Linked DNA regions of Homo sapiens: region 1 is linked to region 2. The links are chromatin loops, found by intact Hi-C in ENCODE. Cell type or tissue: PC-9. All regions are shown on one strand. Links, peaks and the distances in the headings refer to the core of each region. The heading gives the core; the rest is flanking DNA.

Region 1 (9,170 bases), core at 700-8,699, 54 kb before region 2:
GGTAACTGTGTGTGTCATTGTGTTTTGCAGAGCACATGTAGGGTTAGGTGGTTGCTGTCAAGTGAAAGGGAATCCAGGCTGGCAGTACACATACAGGTGGTGTCAGTGTTCAGGGAGGAAGGGGCTGAGAGTGGGCACTGCAGGCCTTATGCAGGATGCAGAAGTGGACTGGGGAGCCCCCAGGTGGCCAGTGGGTGGGCTACTGCTAAGAGTGGATGGTCAAATGCTCTGCAAAATATGAAAAGCTGCAAAACCACAGAAGTCCCTCCATCATCATCATCATCATCATCATTATTATTATTATTCCCATCCAAAGGTGCAGGAACAGTATTTCTTAGGAATATATATGCAATATAGTACTTAAAGAACCAGCCTTTGCAATGTTGGTGTTAATATAAAAGAGATTTCTGGATAAACCTACTATCTCCCCATCCTCTAGGGCTCCTATCTCATCTGTCTCCATTCTTTTGAAGCCCTCCAGAGTGATTCAGGGAAAATTTTCTCCAGTTCCTCTGCTTTTTAGTTGGTATAGTCTCTGCTTCTCTGCACTGGGCTATTGTCCAGATAAATGAAGTAGACTCCTGGATTTGTAGACTTTCTAAGTGGAAGTAGATGGAAGTGAGGATGTCTGCTGGAAGGTAAGCTCCTGAAGGCCCCAGGGCTGAATCCCCACCTCCCAGACCAGAGTCTGACACACAGCGACGGCTCAAGGTAGTAGAACCTCTATCAATGCAGAGGGAATGAAGGGACCTCAGAGATCACTGTGGCCACGTCACCCATTTTACAGATGGAGACTGGAAGAGCAGGGAGGTTTAGACACTTGCCCAAGATCCCGTAGTTGTTGGTAGAGTTAGAAACTAAAACAAAGGGTCCAGGTCATAAACCCAGAGTTGTTTCCTAATACATTGGCCTTCTACTGTTACAGAGCCATAGGACTCTGCATTCATGTTTACCCATTCATTCACAAACTAAGCGTTCATTCATACAATGTGATTGGTAGATCTTAGACCAATGGCTTTCGTTCTGCTTGGACATTAGAATCACCTGGAGCAAAAACCAAAGTTGCCAGGTAGGGGGGTGATTTGATTTACTTTTACCTGGACATAAGTATTTTTCTTAAGTGTCCCAGGTGATCTGCAGAAGCAACAGGGTTGAGCACCACCGTGGCAGACTTGGCTGGTCCTAACTACCAGCCGTGGTGGGCGAGTGAAGATATTCCTTTGGCTGGGTGGTAAGTGCCCTGACGAGATGCCCATGGGCACCCACCTCCTTCCCTGCACCGTTCCTGATGCCGAAGGCCCTTGGACAGCCTGCACTAGCTGGATCTGGCTCCGGTAGAGGCGAGGGAAGGATAACACCATAATGACCAGGCGTGTGCCTCGGCTGTCTGCTGCCTCTGTGCAGACATCTCTGAGACTAGCTGCAATGGGGCCAGTTAGCTTTGCCATCCCCCCTTCAGAGTATCATTCAGTTGTCCTGGAGACAACCCTCATGGAGCCAGGTGCTTTGTTGGGGATTCAAAGAAAGGTAAGACGAAGTCCCCATCAGGAGGGACCCTCCGTGGGCAGGAGGAAGTGTGTTTTGATATTAGTATAAAGCGAGGTTGTACTATTTTGTTTAATGCTAGGATTTAAAAATCAGTTTTCCTGGAAACCTTTGCTGTTTGCTTTTTACAAAATTTAATAGTATGGCCATGATGACATCATCAATGTTTAAACTGCCTTATTGGACCCTCCTAGTCCTCCTGCCATGAAGGGGCTGCGTTCTAAGGGTGAGTGTGTGAGGTGGAGCCGTGGGGAGGAAGCTGGGACTGAATGCGAACGAGAGCTGGACTCGGGACACCATCTGAGATTGCCACACACCTGAGGCTTCTTTTTGAGGTACAAAAGGAGCAGTTTCTTACTTCCCAAAGTAAGTCAAAACCTGAGTCTGTTCAGTTCTCAGGCCTCACAAACTTTCATTGAGTGTAGCAAAAGGAAGACAGGAAGAAACCTGTACTTATCACCACCTGACATCAGCCTGAGTGCCAGCTGGCCGGCGACACCACTGGGAGCTGGGACTGCTAGTGTGGAACCCACAGAGGGTGGCATTGCAGGACAAGTCAGCAGATGGGCTCACGACAGGAATGCCCCAAAGCTGTCCAAGCTGACCCCACTTCGGGTGCAGGAAAGCCGTGCTCCGAGGGTGGCCCCTGTCCAAATGCCACCGGGGGCTGGTGACCGGGGCGAACTATGGCCAGAACATGAGACTTCTGTGGTTTGTAAAGGGGGACTGATGTCAGGGAAGAGAGATGGTGCCCTAATTGTCTTAATTATGGTTTATGTCAAGAGAGATGACGTTTTAATGGTTCTAATGACAGTTCCAGGCTGTCAGTACACTCTTAAGTCCTATTGTCTTGAAGCAATTTCTGAACAGGTGAAGAAACCCCTGCAAAACAGAGGGGCCTCCCCAGCGATGGCGACTGTTGCACAGTTCAGAGGAGGCCTGGGAGCATGTGAGCAGAGCGGTCAGTGGCCTTTGTCCTCACTACGGTGGTGGCTCCATGGATGCTCTGGATCCTAGGGAAGGAAGGAAGGAAGAACAGCAGTTCAGGAGGGCCAAGGAAAGGGCCTCCCGCCTGGACCGGGTGTGGAATTGACGCTGAGTAACACACCTGTGCAGGTGGACTCTGTGAGCAAGGCAAGAGGAGATGAGGAGAGCATCCGCAGGGGAAGAGGCCAAGACTGCATCCTGAGAAGGAAGTGTTGTCAGTTGCTCTTGCTGGGGTGAAGCTGACCAGACCGCAGGTTCTTCCTGGAGCCAGTGACAATGCCGACAGCTGACACAGAGGGAGCACATGACTTGCGCTTGGCATTTTCACCTGCATTATCTTGTTTATTCCTCACATCAACCCTATAAGGTATGTGCCATTACTGTCCTTGTCTTCCAGCCAAGGAAACTGAGGCACAGCCCTATCAAATGACTCCCACCAGGTCACGCAGCTGATAGGTGCCAGAGCTGGCTGCAGACCCAGGGAGGCTGCCTGCAGACCCCAAGCTACAAACCTGTTCTAATGGCTGAGAGCTGAACACACCTCCGGAGCCTCCCAAGGGAAAGGAAGGGATGAGCTGGGAAGATGGACAGTGCTGCCCAGGAGGGGACTGGGGAAGGGTAGCAGAGGGGCCATAGGACCTTGGAGGATGGCCACTGAATGGCTCTGACTGAAGATAGCACTGGGCTGGGTGAGCCGGCAGAGACATAGCGCCCTGGAAGTCTGGCCTTCAGCATCCTGTGCTGTAATTGCTCAACTCCAGGTACAGGATGGGGCATGGCAGGCCTGCCAGTGAAGAGAAACGGGGAGGGCTTAGGGCTCACCTCACTCATCCTTGAGGCTTCTCTCATGGAGCCTGTGCCAGCTCAGGCCAGGCAAGAACCGCATCTCATTCCCTGCTTATCCCAGGCTCTGCCCTGGTCCCTACAAGCCCTCTGGGAGGAAGAGTGGGACAGTATGAGGAGGAGAGCAGAAGCCCTCCCCCCACCCAACCCACAAAGATCTGCTCAAGCAAAGTGAGTCCAGGAGCTGTCAGAGGAGCAGGGTTTTCTCTGGGGGGTGGGTGTTCCCCCTCTTAGCCCAAGCTCTGCCACACGAGAAGCAGATGTCTTGTTCTAATCTTCAAGTGGGATGATTCGTGGACACTGCCATTAGCTAGTTTTCTTAACATGAAGAGACAGCTGCTTAGTGGCTATTTCTATGTGGGCTGAGCTCATTCAGTAGAGCAGCTTTCCCCTCTGGAGAACAAGAGAATGATAAGCGAGCATAAATCATGCTAAAAGGAACGACTCCTCATCATGAGTCATTAGGACACATGCCACATTGGCGAGCAGATGAAAAACCTTTGATGAAGACCAGTTGTAAAAGCACAAGCTAATGCTGGAGAAATGCATCATGGTGACTTGAAAGTGTAATATATGCATGCTCACGCTTTCGGTCTTAAAAAAAAAAATTGCAGTAAATGTCAAGAGTGGTCAGAAACCATTTCCTGTGCTGGACCCTGCAGGGAGAGGTTCAGGGAAGGGTGGGTTTGGAAGAATACTTCAAATCAGTGAGTGCTAAGCATATTTTGGCACAGTCCTTCTGGAATGGCATCAGGAATGTGAACCACAGTCCTAAACAGGTATGTCCTGTTATGTGACAGTAGCTATAATAGAACGTCACTTCAGGGTTTCGAGAGCACATATCAGAGCATGGTTGAAAAATCATCCAGAGAAATTCCAAAGAAGACCATGAAGTTGCAAGTGCCACCTTTGTCCCTTTCTACAAGGAGCAGGAGGCAGTATGCCAGGGCTAAGGCATCAGCTCTGCACCCAGGCAACCTGCTCAGTGTCCCTGTTCTACCACTTCATAGCTGTGTGACTGTGGTGGTTAATTTAGGTGTCAACTTGACTGGGTTAACAGACACCGAGAAAGCGGGTAAAGCATTATGTATGGATGTATCCATGAGGAGGGTGTTTCTGGAAGAGATCAGCATTTGAATTGGTGAACTGAGTAAGAAAGATCCCCCGTAACCCAATGTGGGTGGGCACCATCCAGTCAGTTGAGGGCCTGGATAGAACAAAAATAGAGGAAAAGTGAATTTGCCCACTTTCTCTTCTGGAGCTGGGACACTCATCTTCTCCTGCCCTTGGTTGAACATCAGAACTCCAGGTCTCCAGCCTTTAGACTCTGGCCTCCCAGGTCCTCAGACCTTTGGCCTTAGACAGAGTTACATCATCAGCTCCCTTGGTGTTCGGGCCTTTGAACTTGGACTGAGATATGCCACCAACTTCCCCAGTTTTCCAGCTTGCAGACAGCGTATCATGGGCCTTCTTATTCTTCATAACTGCATGAGCCAATTCCCATAATTAATCCTCTCCCATCCATCCATCCATCCCATCCATTCCATCCATCTATCTAATCCATTCTCCAATACATCCATCCCATCCATCAGTCCAATCCATCCATCTAATCCATCCATCCATCTAATCCATCCATCTCATCCATCCCATCCATTGAGTCCATCCATCATCCATCCATCCCATCCATCCACCCATCCATCCTGTCCATCCATCCATCCATCCCATCCATCCATCCAATCCATCCCATCCATCTAATCCATTCATCCCATCCATCATCCATCTCATCCATCCATCCAATCTATCCATCCCACCCAATCCATCCATCCATTTATCCATCCCATCCATCCATCAATCCTGTTCATCCAACCATCTATCCATTCTATCCATCCCATCATCCCATCCATCCATCCTATCCATCCCATCCATCCATCCTATCCATCCCATCCATCCATTGCATCCATCCCATCCATCCATCTGTCCTATCCATCCCACCCATTCATCCATCTATCCTATCCATCCCATCAATTCATGTATCCATCCCATCCATCCATCCAATCCATTCATCCCATCATCCCATCCATCCATCCAATCTATCCATCATATCCATCCATCCCATCCTATCCATCCATCCTATCCATCCATCCCATCCATCCTCTCCATCCCATCCATCCATCCTTCCTATCCATCCCATCCATCCCATCATCCCATCCATTCATCTATCCATGCATCCATCCATCCTATCCATCCTGTCCGTTCATCCATCCATCCCATCCATCCCACCCATCTATCCTATCCATCCATCTATCCATCCTGTCCATCCCATCCATTCATCCCATCCATCGCATCGATTCCATCTGTCCATCCCATCCATCCCATCCATCCATCCATCTATCCTATTGGTTCTGTTTCTCTGGAGAATTTTGACCAAGACAGTGACCTTGGGCAAGTTCTTTAACTTCTTTAAGCCTGCTTCCTCATCTAAATAAAGAATAATAACATGCTACCCACTCTCTGGACAGGTTTCTTTGATTGCAGGCAAGACAAATGCACACTGCTGACTTAAGCAGAGAGGAAATGTTTAGGAAGGAACTGGAGGAAAGCACAACGAACCAGGTCTCAGAAAGGTCGAGGACCAGACCACTTGGGGATCTTGGAAAAAGAACCGATGGACACGCTCAGCAGGGTCTGCCAAGGACTGTCCTTGTGTCATCTGGTCATGTTCCTACCCCTTGGCCAGAGGAGAACAAGCCACTTTGATGTGAGCCAGTGAGAGAGGCAGAGTTTCTATTCCCAGAAGAAAGAAGCAAGAATCTTATGGGGATTGATTAACATCATGTGTGTCAAGTTCTTAGCACCATGCCTAGTACATCATAAGAGCTGAAAAATCAGCCGTTGCATATTAACAATTATAAATTGGAATGGCTGATAGCAGATCAATAATGTAAACTATTCCAAATAAAAAGCTAATGATGCATACACATAAATGAGTGTAATAAAAATTAGAAATACGAATAAGATTGTTGGACTGTATCAGTGTCAATATCCTGGTTGTGAAATTACACTAGAGGCTTGCAAAATCTTTCCACTGGAGGAAATTGGGCAAGGTGGACAGAGATTTTCCCTGTATTATTTCTTAATAAACACATGTGAATCTACAATGGTCTCAACAAAAATTTCGGTTAACAATGTAAAGCTAATGATGGCTTCAGAATCCCAAGAAGTGTTTTGTCCCCATTGCGGTTCCTTGTTTTAATTCCCCAAGCCACAAAAAAATAATCAGAAAAATGTTGTTTACATGTAAGAGTCTTGATGGATTAAAAATTATTTTTAAAGGCTTGAGAGAAACTTAAGATACGATAAACGAGCAGGGCCAGGTCAGAATATTCCCTGCCTAAAAATGTTCATTATTAGGCATATGGTAAACTTGACTACACACACACACGCTCACACACTCCTTCCCTCCCAATAAACATGTGAACAAAATGTCAGCCTGGTTTGTCCCCAGTGGTTTATCTTAGAGAGCACTGTTTGTTCTCAAATCTTATCTATAAATGTTAGTTTATTTAAGTAAAGGTGGGCCCCAGTGAGTGTCAGCTCTGGAGGGATATTTGTTGGGTTTATTGAGTCCTTGAGTCCCTGTTTATATACTCTGGGATTATGCTGGGGGAAGAAACCTCATGCGAGGACTTTGAAGGGCCTTGCGGTCGGTATGCCCTGGCTTGCAGCTTTCTGTGGTAGTCCCGGATGGGTTGGAGTCTTGCTTTGGTGGAAGGGGAATCTAGCCATGCACCAGATTTTTGCTTACTCCTTTTCTTTCCCCTTTCTTTTTCTTCTAGCCAGTGTTTATCAGTGGCCTACTTATTGTGTATGAGTCCCTGTGCTAAGTAGTGAGGATACTAAGACCCAGTTCTCCCTTTAAGGAATTTGCAGCTTGACAGAGGACCATGGTGTGTGCTCCAATAATGAGCAGTCAGGGAAGTGGGTCTGTATGTCTTATGCATGTAACAAAGTGCTAGATGAACTCAAGAAAAGAAGAAAAGCAAATTCAGCCATGAATTCTAAATCAGAATTCCTGCAATTTAAATTACATTGCAGGCAAGGGCTGCATGTTGGTGTCAGTTTTCTTTTTGTTTTTCTTTTTTTTGAGACGGAGTCTGGCAGACTGGAGTGCAGTGGCGTGATCTCGGCTCACTGCAAGCTCCGCCTCCCGGGTTGACGCCATTCTCCTGCCTCAGCCTCCCAAGTAGCTGAGACTACAGGCACAGGCGCCCGCCACCACACGCGGCTAATTTTTTGTATTTTTACTAGAGACGGGTTTCACGGTGTTAGCCAGGATGGTCTTGATCTCCTGACCTCGTGATCCTCCCGCCTCGGCCTCCCGAAGTGCTGGGATTACAGGCATGAGCCATGGCGCCCCGCCTGGTGTTGGTTTTCTAAGGCACTTTGGCTAATTTGTAAGGCGTCTGCTTCCCCTCACAGACATAAATGCACTCCCCATCACCACCAACCCCCACCTAGACTGCCCTCTTTGTGGTCTAGAGGTAGTGGAGAGTAGAGTGTTTGCATTGGATTCTATTGGCCATTAGCTGTGTGGCTACATTTTAGTAGGGGAAATTGATTACAGAATAAAAAATATCTTCCAGAGTTAATTAGAAAGAGAGGATGAGAACATTTTAGCCTAGAGGAGGCAAGACTTAGGAGAAACATAAGCTGTGTGGCCTCAGGTAGAGTACTTAATTTCTCTGTGCCTCAGTTTCCTCCAACTGTAAAGTAAGGATAATAATTTTACTCTATAGTTGGTTCTGGAAATGAAATAGGTAAATACTTGCGAAGGCCAGACATGGTGGCTCATGCCTGTAATCCCAGCACTTCAGGAGGCCGAACGGGGCAGATCACTTGAGGTCAGGAGTTCGAGACCAGCCTGACCAACATCATGAAAACCCATCTCTACTAAAAATACAAAAATTAGCCAGGTACGATGGCGCCTGTCTGTAGTCCCAGCTACTCGGGAGGCTGAGGCAGGAGAATCACTTGAACCCAGGAGGCGGAGGTTACAGTGAGCCAAGGTCGCACCACTGCACTTCAGCCTGGGCGACAGAGACTCTGTCTCAAAATAAATAAATAAATAAATAAATAAATAAATAAATAAATACATACATACATACATACATACATACATACATACATACCTGTGAGGCTCCTAAAACAATACCTAGCTCATGGTATGCATTCGATAATTGTCAAGAGTACTGAAATGTGTTTGCTTGTTGATGAACCTGTCACATGGCAGAGACATCTGTTTGGCCACCAAGGACGAGAACAGACCAGTGAGAAGCCAAAGCAGCACAATCAGCTCTAAAACAAAAGTCACGTTGCCTCGAGGGGTGGCAAGGCCTGTGTTTGGGAGGGCCCAGCCATGACTTAGTGGCAGTTGTGTGTCCTGGTTGAGAGTCAGAAGCCTAAGGAGAGACAAAAATGGTTGTTTGTTATATGCCAGGCTCTGTGCTAAGTGCTCTCATATCAGGGGCGGGGGCCTTGCAAGTTTTGCTCATTTCCGAGTTCATTTGTTCATTCCGAGTACCTAGACAAATTCCTGACATGTGAAGTCGGCATCACCCTGGAAAGAATACGTGAATTATGGCCTTTAATTCTTCCCACTACCCAGTGATGCATAGGGGGTATGACTGCCACACTCAATCTGCAGATGAGGACACTGAGGCCTAGAGAAGGAAGTCATGTCACCCGAGTAATTTCAGCAATGAGCTGTGCCACCAGCAGGTGCAGGGCCAGAGACT
Region 2 (9,170 bases), core at 591-8,590:
GCTTTGATAGAGTTTATGCCCAAATCATTTTTCTTCCTGACTTCTGTATTTCTGCGTGTTTATGCTTCTATATTTATTCAAAAAGAACGTCTGAAATGTGTAAAACATAATTTTTCTTGGCTGAAGCACCTCCATTCCACACAGGAATTTCACTATACTTGCTTTTTATAAAATAAAACGTCTGTTGCAATATTTACCTTAAATATGATTTTAGTAACAACTGAACCAAGCTATTTCTTCTCCTTCAGACTATAATTCTTTCCAATAGGTGTTGGTAGGAAGGCATAGACATATTAATATGCATGTCAAATAAAGAATACTTTCTAGTTTCTTATAGGAAATTACTACTACAATCCCTATAGATTAAATAAAATGTACACTCTGATTAGTTATTAAGGTAAGAAACTTTCAGTTTAGAAATAAAGGTTTTTTGTGGTTTTTACTGAATTAAAAACCTGACCATCGCTGTCTCCATAATTCATTCTTCCTTCCTTACTCCTTCGCTGATGACAACTAGTTGGGCACCTGAACTTTCACAAAAGATGTCCAGTTAAAAGGAGCCAGTATGGAACTTTGTACACAATTTCCCCTGTATTCTACTATCTGCAACAATGTGAAACTTTTTAATTTTAATTTTTAATTTCAATGTGAAATAAAAAGTCTTGAAAGGAGACATTTTTTTCTTTCGGTGGTTTAAAGATCGAGTCTCACTTTGACCTTCGGAAAAATGTTAGAGCATTTCAGAGACACGTACGTCTGCGAACCTGCAGTGATTTGGGGACTTTATACAACTTGAAGCCACTTGAGTTCTGTAGACACTCAGAGATTATGAGAATTCTGTTGATATGAAGCTCTTTTGCCTCTTGGCCCCGGCAAAATTGTACGTTGTGAGTAGTTTGTATTTTTAGTTGAAGGTTTTGCTTTGGAGTTCAACTGCAATTTTACTTTCGTTGTCATCTTAAATCTGTAATTTTGAGAGAAAGTTTTTAAAAATATCTTCAATCCACTGCAGCAATTATTCTGACTGCAGAGTGACCTTTATCTTCTTCTGGTTAAAGAGAGAGAGAGAGAGAGAGAGAAGTAGTAGAGCATTTTGGGGTTTTTCAAACCCTCGGATTACAGGGTAGGACACCTCAAGATACAAAAGCAAGATTTTCAGACTTCGTAATGTCATTGGATAGTCATTAAATTTATACAAAATTACAGTTCAGTGAACTTAAGGATAGGCTGAAAAAGGTAAAAGTGGTAATAGTCAGAAAGGCTGAAATCTGGAATCAATTAACTGAAAACAAATTAACCAACAATTATGGTATGCCCTGTTTATTTTTCTAAAGATCTTGAAATAAAGCAAAAGTTTTCCACAGGTACTAATAGCTAGAAACCCATGGGAATAAGTTTCGGAGTAGAACTTCCCCACATGGGGTGGATCTCCAGCCACAGTGGAAGAAGAATCGACTGAGATGTTTGGAAGTTTTAATTGCCAAGGCATTAAGACAAGAGTGAATGGAAGTGGACAAGGAGGCCTGGCACTGGTGCTGTACATCCTGTGCGTTGCAGCCCCAGAGCCTTTCCACTGGACGAGCTCTGACCTTGCAAAAAGAAGGCCCGCCCATTCTTTCCCTGGACGTTCTTTATGTGAACGACAACGTTGCTGAACTAGCCTGCTGCCTCTCTCTGGGGCAGGCCTCTCTGCTCGAGGTAGAAGGTCTTGCTCAGAGCCAACACCTCTCTGTTTTTGTTTCTGCCTGGTCTTTCTTTCTATCAATGGGAGCACCTCGGTTCTCTGGGTTCTTACCACTTCCCTTTTTCTTTCTTCATTTCACCGTTGTATCTCCAGGTCTTTGATCCACTCTAAGAATGGCTTCTCAGCTCTGTTCCTTGTCACCACCACTCTCTCATCTGGTGACTACATCATGTCTTCCCTGTACATTGCCAGTTCCCCATCTCCCAGGGCTGCTGTAATGAAGCACCACAAACTGAGTGGCTTCAAACAACAGAAACTCGGTCTCTCGCAGCTCTGGAAGGCAGAAATCCTAAATCCAGGACTTGTGACTTCTGGCAGGGCCACGTTCCCTCCCAAGGCTCTGGGAGGAACCCTTCCTCGCCTCTTCCAGCTTCTGGTGCTTGCCTGGGGTTCCCTGGCGTTTTTGGCTCGTGGCAACAACACTCCAGTCTCTGCCTCCCTTGTCACTTGGCCTTTTCCCCTGTTTCTCTTCTGTATCTCTGTTTCGTCTCATGGCAGCCTCCTCTCTGCGTGCCTGTGTTCAAATTTCCCTCTCCTTGTAAGGCCCACACTACTCCAGTATGACCTCAACTTAGCTTGGTTACGTCTGCAAAGAACCTATTTTTAAATAAAGTCACCATCACAGGTGCCGGGAAGTAGGAGTTAAACGTATCTTTTTGGAAGGACGGTTCAACCCACGGCACACATCATGTTATCCTTTCTCAAATGATCCCTTTTTCTCACTCCGTTGTTCAATAACCATTTGGCCTGTGGAAGAAATTCTGACTACTTTAGCCTGATGCTCATACTCTTTTCCAGCCTGGACAACCCCACCTTTCTAGGATCACGTCCTATTACCTCCCATATGAGAAATTTATGCCCTGCCCAGACTGGTCTACTGTTTCTAGAACATTCCATGTGCCATTTACAATATCTGTGCCTTTGCTTACAGCATCTCTGTTGCTTTGATTTAACCACCACCACCACCCTGCCCCCATCACGTACACAAAATCTAAGTCCTAACAACTCTCCAACGTCCATCTCAAACCACATCCTGGGCTCTTTCTCTAGAGTCTTGGAGACTCCAACCTATTGAGAATCCTCTCTCCTTTGAACATTCTGAACCATTTAGAGCTTCTCATCTGGTGCTTTGTTGCTGCTGATGTTGCTCTTGCCATAAATAGCTAACGTTCCTGGAGAGTTCACTGGGCACCGTAACTGAGCTCTTTGCACACATTATCTTATTGGCACCCCACGGCAGCTCCACAGTGTGGGAACCATTATATCGTGGTGTTGTCGATTAAGATGCTGAGGCTGAGGGAGGCAAATCCCTTGCCCAAGATCTCACCAAGTAGTGGGAGATGGAGACAGGAGTCGTGCTGATTTTTCTGACTCCAAAATTCTGGTTTTTAACCTCCAAATGCTCCTGCTTTTATTGGTGTTGGTTACTGTTCAATTTCATTTTCATAATTAGAGCATAAACTTCCTGAGCCTTGAGACCATACTTGAAGGCATCTGATCGTGTTTGGGGATCAATGTCATGGTTATTAATCTGTTACTCCATTTTCAAAGACAAAAACCATTGAGTTAACTGAAGACCTAGGAAGTCTGGAGTCCTTCCTGCTCCCTCCTAGTGCCCTCAGACCATCCAGTCCCCGTGTGAGCTGCACTTCTTGCCAACCTTAACAGCTTGCACCTGTTCCACCTCATTATGTGGCCCAGGTCAGACCCTGCATGGAAATACCAATTCATAGAATATTCTAATTAATAGAACAGTGAATATTAAAGAGCATCTCGTAGGTGGTAATTGTCTGGTAACTAGTGTGTAAGTCACTGTCCTTCCTTCTGTTGATGGACTATATACATAGGTCATGGTGCGTGTGGAAGACCCCATTGAGTGCCTGTATTTTGTGCCAGTGGGCTTTTGTTTTTGTTAGTCAATCATTTGACCAAAAAGCATTGCTTTGATCAGGTGCACACTGTCTATGTTTGTTAATAGAACAAACCTTAATGCCTTTCTCAAGGTCATGCACAATCTCAATTAGCTAGAGAGACAGGGATAGGATGACTTATTTTAAAAGAATGCATCCTTATTCTTTCATTATCAGGGAATATTACTGACATGTACAGAAACTTTATATGTATTCCATTTGTAATTCTAAATGTTTATTTTTCTCTGATTTAGTAAAATAACTCACTGAAGTCTAAAAATGAAAACCTGGTTTTGTTTAGATGTGTAAGACGGTCCGAGACACACTCTGGGAAGCAGCAGCAGCTTCCCACAGACAGGGTCACATGATGCATGGGGCTGATGACACTTGATGAGCAGAGGTTTATGGGAGCGTTTCTGCGGTAGAATCCCAACGCATTAGCTGGAGGCCAGGAGGGGCTGCGAACTTGACAATATGGCTGAGTCATGGGTAGTCGTTGAAATTGGCTGGTGGCCGTTATGCCTAAAATGACTCATGCACTGCAAGCAGATATGATTGTTGGCATGACTTGAAATGAACACCGGCCATTTCAGCGGGATGGTCAGGCCCGCTGATCTCGATGGTGATTAGGTGGATAAGTTTTCAGCAGGGCTGGGTTGCCTCATCCTCCTGTCATTGTCCAAGGCTTTGAAATCACTTTTTCTTACACTTTACTGAATCATCTAGATAATTGCCCCAAACGAAACCTTCATTCAGGTGGTTAGTCTAAACTTATTGGGGTCTTCAACCTGGTAAGCAGGTAGTTTTAAAGTGAGACTGAGGACTTGACTACATAACTTAAATTCCTTATTCCTAGGGCCCCAAAAGCACAAAGCTCACCATAAAAAGACACAGATGCCCTGAAAGAAATTTCTGGAATCTACAGGCCTTCTGCTCAAGCCTACCTTCCTTACTCTTTGATATCAGATAGTGGTAATAAAATGGGACATATTTCTGATATACTGGGAAAAGTCATTTCTTCCCCTCTTGAAAAATGTTCTCCTCTTTTCTCACCACAGCTGGGAGTTTCTAATATGAATAAAGTGCCAGGAATTTGGCAGTAACAGTATATTCATAAATACACATGAAATTTGGTGGGGTTTAAAGAAAAATAAAATGGAAAGAGCATATTGTCAGGTTTAAGCACAGACCTACCTTGAGATGAAAACTGAGTCTGTTTGTAATGGTTGTTCATTTGCTTTGCAAGGATGCGTGCCAGGCACTCAGCCTCATCCAGAGGTGCAGGCAGAGATCCCCGGCACCCACAGCTGGGTAGGAGCAGCAGGGGAGGTGCTGGATCTCTGTCTTCAGGCCCAGAAACAGAAGCTGCAGGATTCACACGAGCTAAAGGCTACACTGGCCCTGGTTGCACATTTTGCGTCCACAAACCAGATAGCAAATATTTCACTGCAAGAGCCGGTGAAATGCAGAACATATGGCCCCTCCCAATGGCTCCAGGAGCTGGAGACAAATCCAGCATGTGGGTGATGAGACTTGCCGGGCCCTTCTGGTCTCTCTCCTGGTTGTGTAAATTCTGTCGTCTTACACTTCATTAGACCAGAAAAAGGTACAGACCTTCCTGATAGCGTGACCTCCCCTCTGCCATGGCAGGGTTGAGATTCAGTCTTTGAAATGTGTCTACTGATGCCGGAGAGCATGGGCGTCTGCAACGGTGACTGACCCCTCTCCTGTCCTGCATCTGCACCTCCCACAGGGGGCTTTCCAGGGAGGGCCGTGGACTCAAGGGAGGAGAGCAAGGCCCGTAGTGGCTGTCCATCTTGACTGAACACCAGCCCCAACCCATGAGGAGATACCTGGTTTGCATCTTCACGCTTCTTAGGAAACAGTGATGTTAATTTGGAACACATGTCTTTGTGTGGAATGAAGAACTGTAATTTCACATTGAAGCCCCAGTCCCTTCCCTCTCCCATTCCTGCAGTTCACGGAGGTGATGTCACCCCATGCGTGGTGGAGACTTAGGCCTTCCACGTACCACCCGCTGTCTGGGGCTTTCAGGCCTGTGAAGCATTTTCTTGCTTCTTCTCCACTCATAACCTCCCTCCCTTCCCAAAGATGTCCCTACCAGCATCACTTCTCTCTGTCACATGGCCACCTAAGTATCTTTACTTCAGCCTCCAAATTCATTGACTATTTGTTGGGCACCAGTGATATATAAATACCAAATGCAGCCAGGCAGGCTCCTGCATGCCAAACCCAGGTCTGTTTCTCAGGCTTACCTCTGTGTCCTCAGATGCTCAACCATCCGGCCTTCCTTAAATCAGTCATTTAGTTCCCAGCAATGAGAAATTCCCTGACTTCCATTCCATCTTTGTGCTGCTCCTCTTCGGACTCCTGGCTTGGTTGTGCTTCCTCTGCAACCCCAGGAGGGAAGCACACGACTGTCCTCTCCCACAGGGTCACTCACAGTCTTGCTGTGGACCTCCTGTGGTGCACAGCCTCCAGGCTGCATCACCAAAACCCTCAACTTGCCTCCCTTCCGCTCAAGCCTGGGACATGTATCCCGAGCTTGTTCTATGTTCTGGGCACCAGGCTCGGCCTCAGGGATTCGAGGACAGATCAGATGCAGCTGGCTTCTTCCAGAGTTCACCAATGGACTTTGTCCAAAAGATGCCTTGTCACTCCCTGTAGGGGCCCTAGTCAGTGCCCTTTCCAACCAGCTCATCTTTGCTTCGTCATCTCTAAGTCTGTCTTTACAAATAGCTCCTCACCTAGCCATGTCTTCCACACCACCCCTGCCTCCACCTGGGACCGTGTCTTCTTTATCTCAGGTCTGGATTGCACGGCAGATTTCTACTTCTTTCTCTTCTTCCCATCTTAAAGCCACAGCAGCTCCCTCTTACCCAAAATGATGGGTCAAATTTGTCAGCCCGGCTTCCAAGGCCTCTATACCCTAGATCCCCTGCCCTATCTGAATTTTTCCTTTGTCCCCTAGTCTCCCACTGAAGCCAAACGACATTCCCTGATTTTCCCTGACTGACATTTTTGAAAAGTTAAAATCAAATTCCCCACTTTTTTTTTATTTTACAAGAAGCAACAGATGCTCCTTACAGAAAATTACAGAAAGGAAAGGAGGAAATCTTTAAGTATTCATAATCTCACCCACCAGCAACTAACTATAACTAATCAGGCAGTTACCATGAACTATGACTTTTACTACACAAATTTATTTCTGAGCACGTGTATTATGTATTGTAGTTATTTGAGTGGATGAGTTATTTTCTGTCAACCCCAGTTCTTACCCACTCTTGTATCCCACCTAGCATCCAACATGACTCAGCGACATAGAAGGGGCCCAGTAGGTCATTGAGCCAATCAGAGTTGCTCAGTAAATGTGTCTTCAATCAAATGTAGACAAATAAGTTATGTCAAAGCACAAACTTCAGAAAGTTAAAGCCATGGCTCTCACATAAACCTATAGTGAGCATCTGTCAAAGGTTTATGCAGCTGATTGATGAGGGAACCAGCAGGATGCCAAAGCAGGCTCAGGGAGAACAAGGAAGGTTGAGAGAAGCCTGCTAGCTCACATCCAGAACCGGCTCATGTTCTTCCAGGCAATGAAACCATCACTTTAGCGCTTTATCTTTTCTGCCTGACAGATATCACTTGCCATTTCTCAGTCTTCTGCAAGTTAACATCTAACTTTACAGAATCAGGTCCCTAATCAATAGCAAATGGTAAATCAACCCAAATAGCATCCCCTAGAATGAGGGTCTACAAACGTTTTCTGTGAAGGGCCAGTTATTAAACATCTCAGACTTTGCAGACCATGCAGTCTCTGTTGCAGTTACCCCACTCTTTTTGCCACAACACAAAAGCTGCCATAAGCAACACGTTAAGTAGCTGCATTCCTATAAAACTTTATAAGAAACAGGCCCCTGGAGGCCATCCGCTAACCCCTGCCCCACTTAGATGCATTCTAGGCCAGCTTGTGAGACGGTGATCGGGTTTTACTTTGAAAGCAGACATAGTGAGCTTTTCACCTTATTTCCAAGTTTTAGGTAACTTAACAGTTTCATGGACCCCTGTCTTTTAGATATCAGTTCCCAAGTTTATCATATAAATTGTATCATATAAATAGAGTAGTCACATTTAAAAATGGTGTCTAAGAATTCAACAATATTTAAGATTGATACATAATGCAGATTTTTAAAATTGTATTTTTTATTGAAAAATTTAAGAATCATATATATCATATACATGTTGTTTTGAAATATGTATATATTGTTGAAGGGCTTAACTGGTCTAATTAACGTATGTTGGTTTTTGTTTTTGTTCTTGTTTTTTGGGTGGGGGATGGAGTTTTGCTCTTATTGCCCAGGCTGGAGTGCAATGGTGCGATTTGGCTCACTGCAACCTCTGCCTCCCGGGTTCAAGCGATTCTCCTGTCTCAACTTCCCGAGTAGCTGGGATTACAAGCACACACCACCACACCTGGCTAATTTTTCTATTTTTAGTAGAGATGGGGTTTCACCATGTTGGCCAAGCCAATCTCGAACCCCTGATCTGAGGTGATCCACCCACCTGGGCCTCCCAAGGTGCTGGGATTATACACATGAGCCACCACACCTGACCAACATATGTATTATTTCACACATTTTTGTGTGTATGTGGTGAGAACACTTAAAATCTATTCTTTTAGCAATTTTCCAGAATGTGATACACTGGTATTAACTGTAGTTACCATATTGCACAGTAGATCTTGAACTTATTCCTCCTAACCGAAATTTTGTGTCCTTTGACCCACATCTCTCCACCCCCAAGCCCTCCACCCCTGGTAAGCTCTGCTTTTAAGAGTTAACTTTTTAAGATTCTACATATAAAGGAGAACAATATTTAAGGCAGATACGTAATTAGTGCAGATTTTTTAATACTACAATCATGCGACCTTAGCTTAAAGTAACAAGACTATCAAATTCTACCTCACTGCCATAGGCATTCAAGCGTTGCCTGCCAGCAGAATTTTGGGGGCCACATGAGGTCTGATTATCCCGTTGAGACAAAGTTTTGAAGATGTTCCTAGCATTCTGTGTTACATACGTATGTCAACAGACATTATACAAGGGTACGATTACAGGCAAATACAGAAACATTCACTGCAGACCCAGAACCAGGGTTGCAACTTTCTACCCTGAAGCTCTGAATGAGCAATTTTGCTTCCACAAAACCACATTACCCATTAGGCTGAATTAATATCCTTCAATTGAGTGGTCTTGGGTTGGTAATTTACTCTGTATTTCATTTGTGAATTTGTTTTGATTGGTGTGTTATACACATACATTTATATTTCATTTTATTCTTGCATACATTTAAATACTATTGGGATAAAAATATTGTAAGTCAACACCAGGGGTCTCTGAGAATTGGAGACTTTCTCTACGTGTGAGAAATGCTACATTAAATCACGTTTTATTTGTCACTGGCTCAGCCAGATTACCCAAGTCTGCTTCCCGATAAAT

What was found. Peaks named below come from ENCODE experiments on the same cell type or tissue, not always from the same donor. Only the 100,000 strongest peaks of a DNase experiment are listed, where the experiment ranks them.
Region 1: a loop joins it to region 2, with 11 times the contacts of the local background. A loop is called at or near these places in 6 of 110 quality-filtered maps.

What each region holds. Positions count from the first base shown.
Region 1 is chr10:126,248,043-126,257,212 of GRCh38, reverse strand. The region is part of intron 3 of ADAM12 (ADAM metallopeptidase domain 12); the gene reads left to right. Among named protein-coding and RNA genes, the nearest start is that of ADAM12, 140 kb to the left of the region's middle. RefSeq lists an enhancer at 8,840-9,170. In PC-9, for the core only: no CTCF peak of the experiment used is centred there; no DNase peak of the experiment used is centred there; H3K27ac peaks cover 49 bases.
Region 2 is chr10:126,194,409-126,203,578 of GRCh38, reverse strand. All of the region lies in intron 3 of ADAM12 (ADAM metallopeptidase domain 12), which reads left to right. Among named protein-coding and RNA genes, the nearest start is that of ADAM12, 190 kb to the left of the region's middle. RefSeq lists a silencer at 2,968-3,148. In PC-9, for the core only: no CTCF peak of the experiment used is centred there; a DNase peak (open chromatin) is centred at 4,168; H3K27ac peaks cover 2,355 bases.